Linked DNA regions of Homo sapiens: region 2 is linked to region 1. A link is a contact called in ENCODE Hi-C or POLR2A ChIA-PET data. All regions are on one chromosome and are shown on one strand. The core of a region is the stretch at or near the end of the contact, and the rest is flanking DNA. Distances in the headings are between cores, read along the strand shown. Region 1 has its middle 8.2 kb from the start of LINC00309. Region 2 overlaps AFTPH (aftiphilin).

Region 1 (7,847 bases), core at 3,493-5,992:
TTCTTTCTTTTTCTTTCCTTCCTTCCTTCTTTCTTTTTCTTCTTTCTTTCTTTTTCTTTCTTTCTCTCTCTCTCTCTTCTTTTCTTTCTTCTTTCTTTTTTTCCGAGATGAAATCTCGATCTGTCACCCAGGCTGGAGTCCAGTGGCATTCTCAGCTCACTGCAACCTCCACCTTCCAGGTTCAAGCGATTCTCCTGACTCAGCCTCCCGAGTAGCTGGGATTACAGGCGCATGCCAAGACGCCTGGCTAATTTTTGTGTTTTTAGTAGAGACAAGGTTTCACCATGTTGGCCAGGCTGGTCTCAAACTCCTGACCTCAAGTGATCTGCCCTCCTCGGCCTCCCAAAGTGTTGGGATTACAGGCGTGAGCCACTGTGTCTGGCCTGCACAGTTTCTTCTATAATGGAGATGATATTATAATCTCTAAAAAGACCTTGTACAGAAAAGAAAATTCATAGTTTGTTAATTCCATTGTAAATTGTTAATTTTCCAATAATGTTCTAGTAATTACATAGTATTTAGTAGACACTTATTAGACATGTTTGCCTGTCTGAAAAAATAGGACATTCATTTAGCAAGTATTAATTTTACATACTAATGCCTAACAAAAACACTTAAGAAAAATGGGGCTACAGCCCCAATTCTTTGCATCTCCTTTTGAAAGCAGAATTTTTCTAAATGGTTATCGATATTTGCTGCCTCTAATTTCTCTCTTTTTATCACCTCTTAATCTTTCTTCAGACAAGTTTTTCTCCCATGAATCCTCTACTGAAGCTTGTCTTTTCAAAGTCACCAATGACTTACACTTTTCTTTTGTTTTTTTGAGACAGATTCTCATTCTGTCACCCAGGCTGGACTGCAGTGGCACGATCTCGGCTCACTGCAACTTCCACCTCCCGGGTTCAGGTGATTCTCCTGCCTCAGCCTCCCAAGAAGCTCGGATTACAGGCATGCGCCACCACGCCCAGCTAATTTTTGTATGTTTTTGTAGACAGGGTTTCACCATATTGGCCAGGCTGGTCTCAAACTCCTGGCCTCAAGCAATCTGCCTACCTTGGCCTCCCAAAGGGCTGGGAGTTCAGGTGTGAGCCACTGTGCCTGGCCTGACCTACACTTTTCTAAGCCCATTGCTCGCTTCTCAGGCAACATCTGAGGTGTGTGTCAGTAGCATCCGACACAGTGATGACTGACTTGTCTCTGAAACAGCTTCTTTACTTGGCTTCCAGCACACACCCTTTCTTTATTTTCCTCCTCCTCACTTCCTTCTGAGACTCCTTTGCTGGTCCCGCCTTTTCCCTCTGACCTCATAATCTTAGTCCTGTTCTCTTCCTTACTCACCTTCTTGGTGATCTCACCTGGTTTCATAGCCTTAAATATCATCAGAAGCTGCCAAATGTGCACCTCCAGCTCAGATTTCTCTCCTGAACTCCAGAGCTTTATCCAGCTGCCTGCTTCATATATCAAACTTAACAAGTCCAAACTTGGACTTCTGTTCTTCCCTTTGAAGTTGGCTCCACTCCCAGTCTGCACCCCATCCGTCGATGGTGACTCTATTCAAAACCTTTCGAGTCTTTCTGGACTCCTCTTTCTTTTTTTCTTTTTTCACATCCGAATCTTGTTGGCTTCCTCTTCAAAATATATCCCACATCCAACCACTTCTCACTACCTCCGCTGCTACCAATCTGTTCCAAGCCATTGTCATCTCTCTCTTGGATGATCACATTCACTTCCTCACAAGTCTCTCCACTTCTACCCTTGCCACACTGTGGGATTTGGTCAGAGAGATGCTTCAGATGTGTAGGTTCATCGTATCACGCCTCTGCTGGAAAACTCACAATAGTGCCCTCTTTCATTCAGAGTAAATACAAGTCCTTACAAAGGCCTACACCACTCAGATGACCAACTCTTCATTACCTCTTTGGCTTCATCTCCTGCTAACCTCACCTTCACTCATTCCATGCCAGCCACACTGGTCTCCTGACTGTTCCTCAAACACTCCAGCTATGTCTGTTCCTCAAATGCCCCAGCTATGTCTGTTCCCTCAGACGGGGATACTTTCCCCCACAGCACATGACCCACCCCTCATCCTCATCACCTGTTCACTCAGTTCTCACCTTCTCAGCAAGGCCTCCCCTGCTGCCTAGCTGAAACTGAACTTGCCTTCCCTCTCCACAGCTGGCACTCCTGATGCCTTACCCTGGTCTAACATTTCCTTTTCCCAAAGCATTTATCGCATGTAATATCCTACTGAAATTACTTACTTATTGTGTTTATAGTTTGTTTTATGTCTTCTACCTAGAATGTAACCTCTATAAAGACAGAGATCTTTTGTTGTTGTTGTTCACTGATGTATTCTAAGCACCAGATCAATGTCTGCCACATGGTAGGAAATCAGTAAATATGCTTGAATAAATGAAAGTTCAGAACTTCAGAGACAGGAACGACAAAAATGAGAAAAGTCTATAAAAATCATATCTGTGGGCCCAGCATGCGGGCTCATGCCTATAATCCCTGTGCTTTGGGAGCCCGAGACAGGAAGATTGCTTGAGTCCAGGAATTTGAGACCAGCCTGGGCAACATAGTGAGACCTCATCTCTACCAAAAAATAAAATTAAATTAAAATAAAATAAATTAAAATACAAAAGTTAGCTGGGCTTTGTGGCATAGCATTGTAGTCTTAGCTACTTGAGAGGCTGAGGTGGTAGGATTGCTTAAGCCCAGGAGTTTGTGGTTAGAGGGAACTATGATTGTGTCACTGTACTCCAGCCTGAGCAACAGCAAGAACTTGTGTCAAAAAAACCGCACTCCCCCCAAAAAAAAACAAAACAAAACACATCATATCTGTGTTGATTCAGTGAATTTAAAAGGAATTTTTTCACTTACTTCCTGATAACAGAAATAAGCATATGACTTTGCAAATTTACATATTAAAAGCACCCATGACAGTTTATTCACTTCAACTGTTGTTTTTGAAGAACTCAATAAGTGCCTTTTCTTTTCAACCCTTCTTTTTTTTTTTTTTTTTTTTTTTGATAAGCCTCCTTTTAAATACTCAAACCATCTGGGTATTTGTACTCTGAAGGCATCAGAAAGGCATGTAGCTAAAGCATAGAACTGATCAGGTTTCATGGTCAAAACGACACCTCAACATTTATTCTGTATCTTTGAAGGACAATACCCATAGCTCCCATCTGGAGAGTACTCACAGTGTTCATAGCACTGGGTAGAGGGCTTGAATTCCTATCACCTGTGTTTTCAGCTGAAAACAAGTGGGATTCTGACTCACAAGTTGGCTTGTGGGTAAAACCATTGACTACAGTTGGTCCGGGTCTGATGACCACTGTAGCTGTTACAAGTTTGTACTAATGCTTCTCTTTTTGAGACATTTCAAGTACTTTTCTCAGTATTATGAGGTAGATTACATGTACGAATGACTCAACATTTCTGAGGCTGCTTAAGAGTGTTTTCTGGTAAGCCTAGCCACTACATCATAGGTGCATGGTAAATGACAACATGGTTTGTATAGAGGTTAAAAAGGGCCATTCATCTCACTGCCCTCATTGGAAGGCCTAAAATAGTCCAAGATATTTTATTCTGTGGTTTTCACCTATGCCCTTTTCCCTTGTCCCAGGAAGACTTAAGTGGATTTGCTGTAATAACTGTGTTATGCTATGATAGATAGAATCTGTGTTATGATTAAATAGTTGACGTCTGTTTATAAAAAGTAACTTTTACAATTTATAATGGAGGTTATATTACTTAAAGTAGTTTTATTTGAAGAAATAAAAATTCATCACTCAATTTCAATACTAGGGCTTGAGATTACTGTTGTATTTTTAAATTCAAACCATTAGATGAATATAATTATAGGAATATGATAACATTGTAGGAATTTGGGGAAGTTTTAAAAATTACCCATAATTTCATCTAACCATTATGATCATTTGTACATATTTCCTGTCAGTCATTTCCTAAATGCATGCTGCTTATTCCTATAACTGAAACTAATACCAGTATCACTGGATGGTAAGTTCTTTGAGAATGGGGCCCCTTTCTGATGATTCTGTGTATACCCGTAGTTTAACACAGAGCCCAGTAGAGGCAGATGCTAGAAAAATTATTGCAAAAGAATGGATTAATAAGCAGATCTGCTGAGGATCTAAAACTTAATTAAGTACAACCAATGCTGGATTGATTATTTTGTTGATTCACAAGAAGAGGCCAAAGTCCCAACCCTCAGCAAAGATCAGCCATTCTATGACCTCCTCTTCTGCTCAGATCTCTAGGGGCAGCACGGGAGAGGAAGGGGACAGTCAAATGGTGATGTGTTACTCTCCTGCTTTGCTCGAAAACGATAGCAGTAATTTCTCTTACTTCTCCATTCCTTGTCTGCAGATCACCTGGCCCTAGAATGGCCTTATATCTCTGAGATACAGACTGACGCTAATAAATGAGTTGCTGATCCTAAAATAAAAGTGGAAATCAGGTTTGGAGTTTGATGTAAAAGCTGGAGAGGCACAGGTTTGTTGCTCATTTAGATTACAAATGTCATCGAAAATAGAAACCAAAAAGGTTAGGTAATTTCTAAATTAATCACTCTTAGAATAATTACCATGTCACAGCATCTGTGTGCTTTGGTAGAATTTGAATAACACTTTTTTGCTCAGAATAATGTTCTATTCTTGTCACCAAATAATACTTGACGTCTGTGCTCTTGTACTCCCGAACTGCAGGAAGGGTGTTGCCCTGAACAGCTGACACACCCTCAGCAATGAAGCTTAGTTTTGCTGGAACTTTTCAGGTACTAAAAAAAATCCCTTTCTCTACTCCCCATTCATTCACAGGCATGAGACTGGAGCTTTATTATTTTTTCTAAATCTAAATTGACTGAGTCAGGCTTGTAGTAGTCACCACTAAGAACAGACCACAGTAGCATGGAGAATATTACTTGAATCTTCTTTCCATCGGAAACTGGCTGTGAAAAGAGTAGGCCCATTAATCATAATTTGAAAAAGCAAGTTACAAAGGCTTGCTTTGTAACTTGTAAAGCCTCCTTTGATGAAGGCTTTACAAGCTGTCATTGCAGTAAGCAGAACTGAAACACTTTTTTTTTTCGTTGAGCAAACACACCTGGTCATTTTGGACATTTCCATTTTGATAGCTTAATGGGTGGGAGAAGATTCCTGGGCTTAAAAAATAACTTTTCAGCATTTCATGTTTCTAAGACTGAGACTGAATTAAAGGAATGTTAATCTGTCTCCTTTTATACCACAAACCTACAGAATTTACACAGAGTTTTGTCAAAAGTGACATGAACTGGTTGTCACTGTCTGGCAGATAGCTCCTCACTATGACACAAAATTGCCTTTATTTGAAGGCCACACATGACATAAGTAAACAATGGCAGTGTTTTGTATATTTTTTCTGTTACTTTAATGTATTTCAATTTCAATTATGTGGGTATAAAACATGAGTTGTATTTTTAAACTCTGTTACTTGATGATGACTACTCTTTTTCTTTCTGTATTAAAAAGAAACTCTTTTAACTGTGGTCACCATTCAGTGCAATGTATTGTATATTTCAAAATTGCTAAAAGAATAGCTTTCTAACATCCTCACCACAAAAAAATTGGTAAGTTGATGAGGTGATGGATATGTTAATTAGCTTGATTGACTCTTTCTACAATGTATTCATAGATCAAACAATCACATTGTACCCCATAAATATACACAATTTTTGTCAATTAAAAATAAATAAGAAACTATTCTAGCTTAAGAGCCTTATGTATTCTAAAAATGAACAATCAAAATGCAGAGACTGCTATTGGTCCCCTAATATGTGTTCTTTTCTTCCATAGTGATAGAACCCCTGATTTTTTTCTTTTTTTTTGTCGAGACGGAGTCTCGCTCTGTCGCCCAGGCTGGAGTGCAGTGGCGCTATCTCGGTTCACTGCAAGCTCCGCCTCCTGGGTTCACGCCATTCTCCTGCCTCAGCCTCCTGAGTAGCTGGGACTACAGGTGCCCGCCACCAGGCCCAGCTAATTTTTTGTATTTTTAGTAGGGATGGGGTTTCACCATGTTAGCCAGGATGGTCTCGATCTCCTGACCTCGTGATCTGCCCGCCTCGGCCTCCCAAAGTGCTGGGATTACAGGCGTGAGCCACTGTGCCCGGCCGAACCCCTGAGTTTTAAGCTAGGCATGTAGCTGTTCAGAAAAAAAAAAAGCAGCTGTTTTCCAATTTCCCTTGCAAAGTACTAATGGAAGTATATGGCAACTTCTCTGTCCTGTTGCCTCCAATATGGACATGCAAGCAGGAGCTCTGGCTGCCATCTTGGACCATGAAGACAAGGGTAACAGTGCAGATGAGTGGACAGAAATGTAATAAGCTTGTCTACCTCTGCAGCTTTGTATGAAAGATAAACTGTCTTGTTTAAATGACTGTTCTTTTGTGTCTATGTTTCTCAAAATGAAAAATAATCTTAATGTATACAATCACGAATAATGGAAAAGATAGATTTTATCTGACATGAAGAAACCAACATACTGTAGCAGACACCTATTGGCTTATCTGCCAACACTCTTTTTCAGAATTAACTGACTCTGTACTAGTGTCTAGGTGGTTATAGTGGGAGTTTCCAAACTCAAGAACATGACCCCATTTTTGGTTAAAGGATAATCTTGACCCTGGCTGGGCCAGTCAAAATCTTTCCCCAGGTACTTGAAAATAAGACGGAGAAAAAGAGAGCTTAGTTTTTTTGAGCCGTAAGACTGTAATAGTAAATATCTGAGCTATTGGTAGCTGTATTTGCCACCATGTTGGGAGAAGTAGCAGAAACCAGGTTGTGATATAAAAAAAAAAAATGAATCAGAGTCGAAGAGAGAAGCAAAGATTTAGAGACAGAAGAGAGAAACCATTCCTAGGTTCCTCCATAGTCCTCCAGTGCCTGGTTGTGTGGGAACTGTTGCTCACTTAACTTAACAATCACTCTTCATTTCTTTTTTGAGGCAGAGTCTCGCTCTGTCACCCAGGCTGGAATGCAATGGCATGCTCTCGGCTCACTGCAACCTCTGCCTCCCAGGTTCAAGCCACTCTCCTTCCTCAGCCTCCCAAGTAGCTGAGATTACAAATGTGCACCACCATACCCAGCTAATTTTTGTATTTTTAGTAGAGACGGGGTTTCACCATGTTGGCCAGGCTGATCTCAAACTCCTGGTCTCAAGTGATCTGCCTGTCTCAGCCTCCCAAAGTGCTGGGATTCCAGGTGTGAGCCACCATGCCCGGCCCACTCTTCATTTCTTAATGTTGATGTTTTTCTGGATCCATCCATCCTTAGAGAGGGTTGCAGACTGGTCCAAGACACTATGTGCATGGCAATGCCCTGGCAACTGTATTGATCCAGTGATGGACATGTGACCTAAATTGGCCCAATCATCTGATTGAAGATTTGTATTCCATTCCTAGGGGAGAAATTAGTCTTATGCTGGACGTGAACAAGGAAGTGCATAGTTCTGATTGCCATTGTCAGCTTTCTTGCCATCATGAACGTGACCATGCTTGTTTGAGGGCAACACTGAAGATGGCAGCAAGAATTCTAAAAAGCCTGGACCTCTGATGGCAGTTTTGAGTCCACCTTGGCACTCAAGCCAATATATTAGATAGTAAATGACCCATTATAGAAGCCAGGGGTCGCCAAACTTTATCTGTAAGGGCCAGAGAGTAAATATTTTAAGATTGCTGGCCGTAAGGTCTTTGTCACAACTAGTCAAGTCCTCTGTTTTGCTCTAAAGCAGTACTAGACAATACATATATGAATGGATGTGAATGTGTCCCAGTAAAACAAGTAGCT
Region 2 (7,847 bases), core at 2,741-5,240, 330 kb after region 1:
TCTTCTGTGGGAAAATTTTCATGAAGTATTAAAGTCCTGGGGAGCAGAGAACAAGAAAAAGAAATTAGTTGGACTATCCAGAGTGTAGCATTATGCTCTGGCGACACTCACTGACACCTCTGCTTATGCTGAGGAATTGTCTCAAATCAAAGCAAATATTCATGATAGCAGGTCTAAAAACTCACTACAAATTTTTGTCATTTAGCTAGGGTTTTTTGCAGCTTGCATATAATGTACTGCCCCTCTTAACATACTTTCTCTTTAGACATGTTGCAGCACAAATGATTGGGTTGTTTGTCCCACATTCATCACATTTCAGGCCACATTTCAAATCCCACTTATTTACCTTGATTACATTTGGATATTTCATAACTTATTTGGTGAAGCACTAAGAGACCAGAGGTGTGGTTATAGAAATCTAATTGGAGTGTGCGTGAGTTGGAGCACAATTCAAGAGTGGTTAGTAGAATAAATGCCCCAGCAAGAATGATGATAATATATTTAGTTCCTGCTGTGAGCCAGGCTCTGAGGATGCAATGGTAAACAACAGAGGTCTATGCCTACACAACATTTACAGTCATTTGAGCTCAAATAAAGTAACTCTTGAAAGAGCAGTTTCGGTAGAGCGGTAGCATGGAAGCCAGATTGTGTTGAGTTGAGGAGTGAGTGGGAAGTTAGGAAGTCGAGAGAGTGAATAGGCACATCTCTTTCAAGAAGCTTGGTGGTGAGGAGGAGAAGAGCTAGGGCGCACAGAAGAGAGGATTCTGTTTTGTTTTGTTTTGTTCTGATTTGTTTTGAGTATGGAAGAGGCTGAACGTTTATAGGAAAGGATCAATAGTGATGGAAAATTTTTAAAAGCCCCTGAGCAAGCAGTTGAGAAGAAAAACAGAAGGTCCAGGGATTATCTGTAGACAAGATTGTGGATGTAAGCAAGATTTTAGTGAAGGGACATGAAATCAAAGCAGTTTCTGCCTTTCAGATTCTATTTTCATTGCAGAGTTTCAGGGATATGAGAGTAGAGAATTAGAGTGACTAATTTATTCTGCATCTATATAATAGAAGCTGAGAGTTCTAGGGCAAAAAAAATGTTTTCCAAGGGCTAATCCATCCATCCTCGTGGATGCTTCCATTTTGTTGCCCTTGTTATCAATAGTTATCCAATGTTATGTATTCAATTTTATGTTGAAGTACCTTTTGGGAAAAATAGCTAGTAAACTCTCAAATATGGTCAGCTGATATGATGAGTTAAAGGTACAACAATCTCTAATATTTTTATCTTGTTTAATTATTACATGAAACTATCCAAATGCAAATAAAATATGTTATTATGAATTTGTGTAGAAGGTTAAAATGTTCGGTAGAAGAAAAAATTTTTCATGGGAATTTTTGAAAACCAACTTCTCTCAAATAACTCATTGCTGTTTAACAAGGTAAGTAGCACTTGAAAAGTGAACGTGTGTTGCAGCTCATGTAACTGACATTATATATATATTTTTACTTTTATGTGTCAATTGTATTGACATCAAAACTAGAAAGACAAAATTTTTTGTTGTCACTATTGACAGTGTGGCTTTTTTAGGGTGATCAACTTCAGTATAAAGGTATTTTGCTGCTCATTTTCATTGTTTGCTCATATTTTGTACTATATACACTAATACTGAAACAAGATATTTGCTGCTTGGCATTTTTGTTGGTTATACTGTACTTTCTTGTCTTGTAAAAATCTTTCCCCTTCCAAGTTACTTGGAGGTTTCAGAAACCTTTTTCTGAACCACTCAGAAGCCTTTTTGTAAGAATTTTTATAATTGTAATATTTGCCGTCAATCACGTCTAATATTTTAAGACACTTATAAAATGTTTGATTAACTTGTGATTAATTCACCACTTACTAGTTATGCTACCTTGTAGGATTACTTAACCTCTTTGAGCTTTTATTTCTTCATCTTTAAAATGAAGCATTTCCACCTCATATGATAGTATGAGGAGATAATTGAGATAACTCACGAGTTCTCTTCACATAATATTGGCCCATAGTAAGCACTCAATAAGTATTAATAATGACATTGGTGTAAACATGGAGTGAAAACACGTGGAAGATACTATTTATTTAACAAATGTCATCTTAAATAACATATTATGCAGTTGGTGACTCAGTGACATACAGTTGGTGTCTGATATCTTGGGTTTTTGTTTTTAGGCTGGCAAGTTAATTAGAGGCTCTGCCTGTATTAATTTCTGTTGTGCTAATATGCTAAGAACAAAAGAAAAAACACCCAAAAAGAAAAAACAATTATTTCTGTAGATTTTAAAATTTAGAGCTGTGAAAACAACTGTGATATCATAGCACTCTAAATATATTGAAAACCAAAAAGTTAACTAAAACCCAAATCTTCATGTGGTTCAGAAGAAGGGCTCTTTTCTACTTCTTTATGACTCAAGCAGAAATGTAGGCTGGGCAAATTCATTGACAGTACATTTTGATATGACCTTAAAATTTCCATAAGGATATTATAAAGATTTGGAAGAATTTGAACTACTGTACACCAGGCAACACTTGTAATGTAAATTGATGTTGTTAATGCTTACGTGACATTTTCATTCATTTTTCTAAAGAAAATACGGTTTTTCTTTTTTGTTTTTTCCTTCACTCACCCAAGTGACTAATTATAAACCTCAGACATATTGTGGTAAAAAGATGGTGATTATTTTTTGTCATCCATTAAATATACTTTGCTAATGTCATTGATACTATTGAAGTCATTAGCATATTTCAGATACAGTTGTTTTTCTTCTCCCTTTTATCACCATCCTTCTTTCTACAATATCTTTTCCTTCACCCTCCATCCTGGTCCCTATAAAAATAAGTTTAGAGTGAAGCTGGGTTGTATAATCTAGGTCAGTTTATCTGTCCTTGAAAGATGATGTACACATTGATACAGCTGGGCTGGTACCCTGTAAAGGATGGGAGTTTCTCCCAGTTGAGCAGTGTGTGCTGTATGTTTTTAACTTGTCTGGAAAGAACTCTCGATGTTTGATTCTGGAAAGATTGCTAGAGGGCCTCTTACTTAGAGACACTCCACCCCCCTCAAATGTGAGCCCATGGACCTTTAGGGTGCATGATACTGTGTGTGGATGTTGGGGGTAGGAGGGTACCAGGGATTAACTATTCCTTAGAGGAATACGTAGGGAATACCCTATATATTTCCCACATGTGATGAATCTTTTCCATCCCAACCAAGCACCTTCTAAATTCTTGTGGTTGTTCATCTAACCAAATAGGAGCTACAGGCAGTTTACTTCAAGATACCAGTGAGAACTTCCGGGTTGCATTTTTCTATTTCACTTCAAAACTTCCATCTTTTAACAGACTGGTCACTGGACCCTTGAGCTTGTTTAGAGGTTATGATCTCAGTCCTTCAACCTTGGGCTTCAGATTTAGTTTGTTATCAGCATCCCCCCGCCCCCATGCCCCCAAGCCTATGAAATTATATAGTTATATAAGTCAAGTTTTATATTTTCTAGGGATTGGTTAGAAAAACTGGCAATAAAGTCAACTTCATGTATCTTTAGTGTGGTTATGCATATTTTTCTTAAGTGACTTATTCTTTCAGTGACCTTTTAAAATATAGAGTCATATGAATGTTTGTGCCAACTAAGCAAACATTGACTTAGGTTTTGTTACAGATAGGTTATTATTTTAGCCACAGAGTTGGTGAAAGTTAAAATATAATGGTAGTTGATCATTTACTTAGTGCACAGAATGTGCCAGGTACTGAAGGTCTGGTATAGTTTTAGTACATATTATCAAACAGTTTTCCGAATATCTGTACCAGTTTATACTTCCACCAGTAAAGTGTGGGAATCACAGTTTCTCCACATCCTTACCAAAAGTGGCTGTGGAGAGAATAATTTTAATTTTAGTCATTCTGGTAGATGTATAGTGGTATTTTATTGTTGTTTTAATGTACATTTTTCCCTGATGACTTTTTATATGCTGTTGGCTATTTGGATATCCTGTCTTGTGAAATACCTGTTCAAATATTTTGGCCATTTTTCTGTTGGATTGTTCCACATTGACTTGTAGGAATTCTTTCCATATTCTGGATATGAGTTCTTTGACAGTTACATGTTTTGCACATATCTTCTCCCAGGCAATGGCTTTCTTGGTTTTTCACTCTATGGTATTCTTTTGATGAAGAGAAGTTTTAAATTTTAATGCAGTCCAATATATCAATCTTTTCTGTAATCAGTGTTTCTGTTTCTTGTTTAAAACATTTATGCCTTTCCTAAGGTCATACAAATAATCTCTTCTGTTATCTTCTGGAAGGCTGATTGCTTCACCTTTCACATGTAGGCCCATGAACTATCTGGAGCTTATTTCTGTATAAGATGTTAGAATCAGATATTTTTTTTCCTGCCTGTGTGGTTATCCAGTTAATCCAGCATCATTTGTTGAAGAGTCTATCCTTTCCCCACCACACTGCAGTGGCATCTTTATCACAAGACCATGTGACTTTAAAGCAAGTCTTGATATCAGGTAGTTTAAGTCCTCCAACTTTGTTTTTCTTGAGAAACTATTTTTAAATGGCCAAATAGTCTCAGACAGTTGTTGGCCCCATTCCTTCCTTCTGCCTTCTCAAGCCCATCTTGCCTTTTGACCCCAGAGCTTACAACTTACAGACTCATCATCTCTTCTTTTCCATGACCATTTCAGACTAGAGGTTAGAATTCCATAAGCAAGTGCAGCTTCTCTTTTGGTGGAAGATTAATACAGAATCACCTTCACCTGTTGTATGCCCTGCCATCCTGGCTACTAATCTGGCTTGGGGCTTAGGTTCCATTGCTGACTGCTATTGGGCTTCTAAACTGTTTCCCTGACCCCTTTATATTGGACCTTCTATGCCAGAATTCCCAAACCCAAAACCCTCTGATTTTCCTGGTTCGTAGCCCTGAAAGTCGGCTTCAGTTTGCACTTCTATTAATTATTTTTATTCACCTATATTGTCCCCTAATCTCCTGATAAGGATGTGATTTCTCATAGATAAATCTCCAAAGTACAGGAAGCCCACCCAAATTCTCTATCTCTATGCTCTGACTACTAGGATATCCTGTTTGCTACCCAATTATGAGACCCTCCTGTCAACTGTTTTTGTATACAGTGGCTTGCAAGACAATAGCGGCATTATTTATTTGCTCCCCTCTAACAGGTCTTAGAATAAGTAGACATAAAAATGGCAAGTTACACACATGCATGCACACACACACATGCTTGCTTGTTTGTACAGGTTATAAAGAAATTAGATGACTATTTGGGACTCCTTGTGGTGTGGATGGAGAAAGTAGTCCATTACGAAGGATGAAGAAACATTTGTTCTGTTTGTTGTGTGCCAGACACAGTACTAAAGTAGCTTATCTATCCTTTTTTTCCCCTGTTGAGCAGGAACAGCTATTTAAAGCCCATATTTTATGTGTTAAAGTGGATTATAGAAATGAAACTTTATTTGTAAATTCATTATACAAGTAATACTTCAATTAACATGAAACTTCTTTTAAGTAGAGTTGGCCTAGACACAGGAATTTTCTGGAAAGTTTTGAGTCTCCCCTACACTGATTGGTTCAAGGACACTTAGAAGCAGTGGCACTCTCTTAGGTTTCTAAAGGGTAAGTTGGGTCAGAGCCAATACCTGCTGCAGGGGATCATGCAGCAGCGCAAGTTCTCGCCATCAATTGGTGACCCCTTTTTGAGAAATATGAAAATGTTTTTACTCTAGAAGGCCAATAAAGCCTGTCTCACCTATAATGGAAAATAGAGTACCTTGCAAAGGTATGACAGGAAGAAAAACTTGCGGAGTTGTTGCTTTGGTTACAGAGTTTCTGATTCAGATCTTTGTATTTGCATTAATGTCTGAGTTTGGAATAGGTTGTGAACCAATAAATTATTTCATTTTTAAAGAGTAAAAGTTTTGGAAAAAAGCAATAGGTTAATCACAGATTAGGCTAGGAAAAAAAAGCCATCACACATAGTTCTTTGAAAGTAAGGTATTATGAGCATGTAAAATGGTACAGCTACTCTGGAAAAGAGTTTGGCAGTTTTTTACATAACTAAACATGTACTTACCATGATACCCAGCAGTCACACTCTTGAGCATTTATCCTAGATAAATGAAAACTTACATGCCCACAAAAACCTGTATATGGAAGTTCCTAGCATCCTTATTATACATACTATTTATATATACTATTATTATGTATATACTGTTTATACTATTAGTGTTTATGTATGTACACACACACTATACATATGCAGTTTATAATAGTAAGATACTGGAAACAACCAAAATGTCCTTCAGCAGGTGAACAGTTAAACAAACTGGTATATCTGTACAATGGAATGCCACCAGCAGTAAAAAAAAAAAAAAAAAAAAAAAAAAAAAAAAAAAAAAAAAAGACCTGACCTATTGTTACAGGCAGCAACCAGAATGGACCTCGAGGACATTACACTGAGTGAAAAAAATTCAGCCTCAAAGGGTTGCATACATAATATCCTTTCAAAGGACAAAATTGTGGCGATGGAGAACAGATTAGTGGTTGCAAGGGGACAGGGATGGAGGTGGAGTGGGGGCAGTTCTGTGTCTTGATAGTGGTGGTAGTTACACAAATCTGAATAGAGGATAAAATTGAGCAGAACTATACACAAACACAAACGCAAGTTTTTTTTTGTTTTGTTTCGTTTTGTTTTTTTAATGGGATGGAGTCTCACTCTGTCACCCAGACTGGAGTGCAGTGGCACGATCTCGTCTCACTGCAACCTCTGCCTCCCGGGTTCAAGCAATTCTCCTGCTTCATCCTCCCAAGTAGCTGGGATTACAGGCACCCGCCACCACGCCTGGCTAATTTTTGTATTTTTAGTAGAGATGGGGTTTCACCATGTTGGCCAGGCTGGTCTCAAACTCCTGACCTCAAGTGATCCTCCCACCTCGGCCTCCCAAAGCGCTGGGATTACAGGCGTGAGCCACTGCACCCAGCCCTTTTTTTTTTAATGGTAACAATTTAACAAAGTCTGCGAACAATAATGTTAACAGTAATGTACCAACATTGTCATGGTAAATTTTATATTATGTCTATTTTACCACAGTTTTTTAAAAGGTGTTATGAGCATGTAAAACTAAGGAACAGTCTCTAGCAAACGGGGCATAAAGCAGTTTAATACTGTCAAATTTGAGGCTTCAAGTAAAGGATTATTCAAATTGTCTAATATATGCCAAAGTCTAAATTGGGTGAGGAATTTAATTAAGGACTCCAATATCAGATTTTAACAGTGTTTACTTAGCTAGAATTGTATAAGTAACACATTTATTCTAAAATACACATATTTAAATGTAGGCATATAAATCTCTTTGAATGCTTTTTTTTTTCCATTTTGAAACAATCACAAACATAAAAAGTTGCAATGTCAATACAAATAAATTTTTTTTCTGGGACAATTTAAGACTGCCAGCCTGATGCCCCATCACTACCAAATAGTTTAGTGTGTATCTCCTACAACCAAGGACATTCTCATGCATGACTACAGTACTACCATCACAAGGCTGGGCATGGTGGCTCACGCCTGTGATCCCAGCACTTTGGGAGGCCAAGGCGGGCAGATCACGAGGTCAGGAGATCGAGACCATCCTGGCTAACACAGTGAAACCCCGTCTCTACTAAAAAAAAAAATCCAAAAAAAAAAAAAAATTAGCCAGGCGTGGTGGCAGGCCCCTGTAGTCCCAGCTGCTTGGGAGGCTGAGGCAGGAGAATGGCGTGAACCCGGGAGGCGGAGCTTGCAGTGAGCCGAGATCGTGCCACTG

Evidence for each region. A loop is a pair of places that touch in the nucleus more often than their neighbours do. ChIA-PET counts read pairs that join two places held with the same protein, here RNA polymerase II (POLR2A). Pooled maps may share reads with other maps.
Region 2: a pooled map shows a loop between it and region 1 (4-fold over the local background). The contact joins two enhancer-like sites. A Hi-C loop is called at or near these places in 3 of 37 single-sample maps with no recorded cell type and 4 of 50 pooled maps. POLR2A ChIA-PET finds 5 or more read pairs at or near these places in 1 of 52 experiments (activated T-cell).

What each region holds. Positions count from the first base shown.
Region 1 is chr2:64,209,734-64,217,580 of GRCh38, forward strand. No RefSeq gene overlaps it. Among named protein-coding and RNA genes, the nearest start is that of LINC00309, 8.2 kb to the left of the region's middle. Within about 2 kb of position 4,743, at least 15 of the 41 ENCODE cell types and tissues checked have a DNase peak (open chromatin) inside an H3K27ac peak, as active enhancers do.
Region 2 is chr2:64,539,166-64,547,012 of GRCh38, forward strand. All of the region lies in intron 1 of AFTPH (aftiphilin), which reads left to right. It overlaps LOC105374773 (a long non-coding RNA gene), which reads right to left. Exons shown (of 7, transcript XR_007086343.1): 7 at 1-36. Among named protein-coding and RNA genes, the nearest start is that of MIR4434, 18 kb to the left of the region's middle. Within about 2 kb of position 3,991, at least 2 of the 41 ENCODE cell types and tissues checked have a DNase peak (open chromatin) inside an H3K27ac peak, as active enhancers do.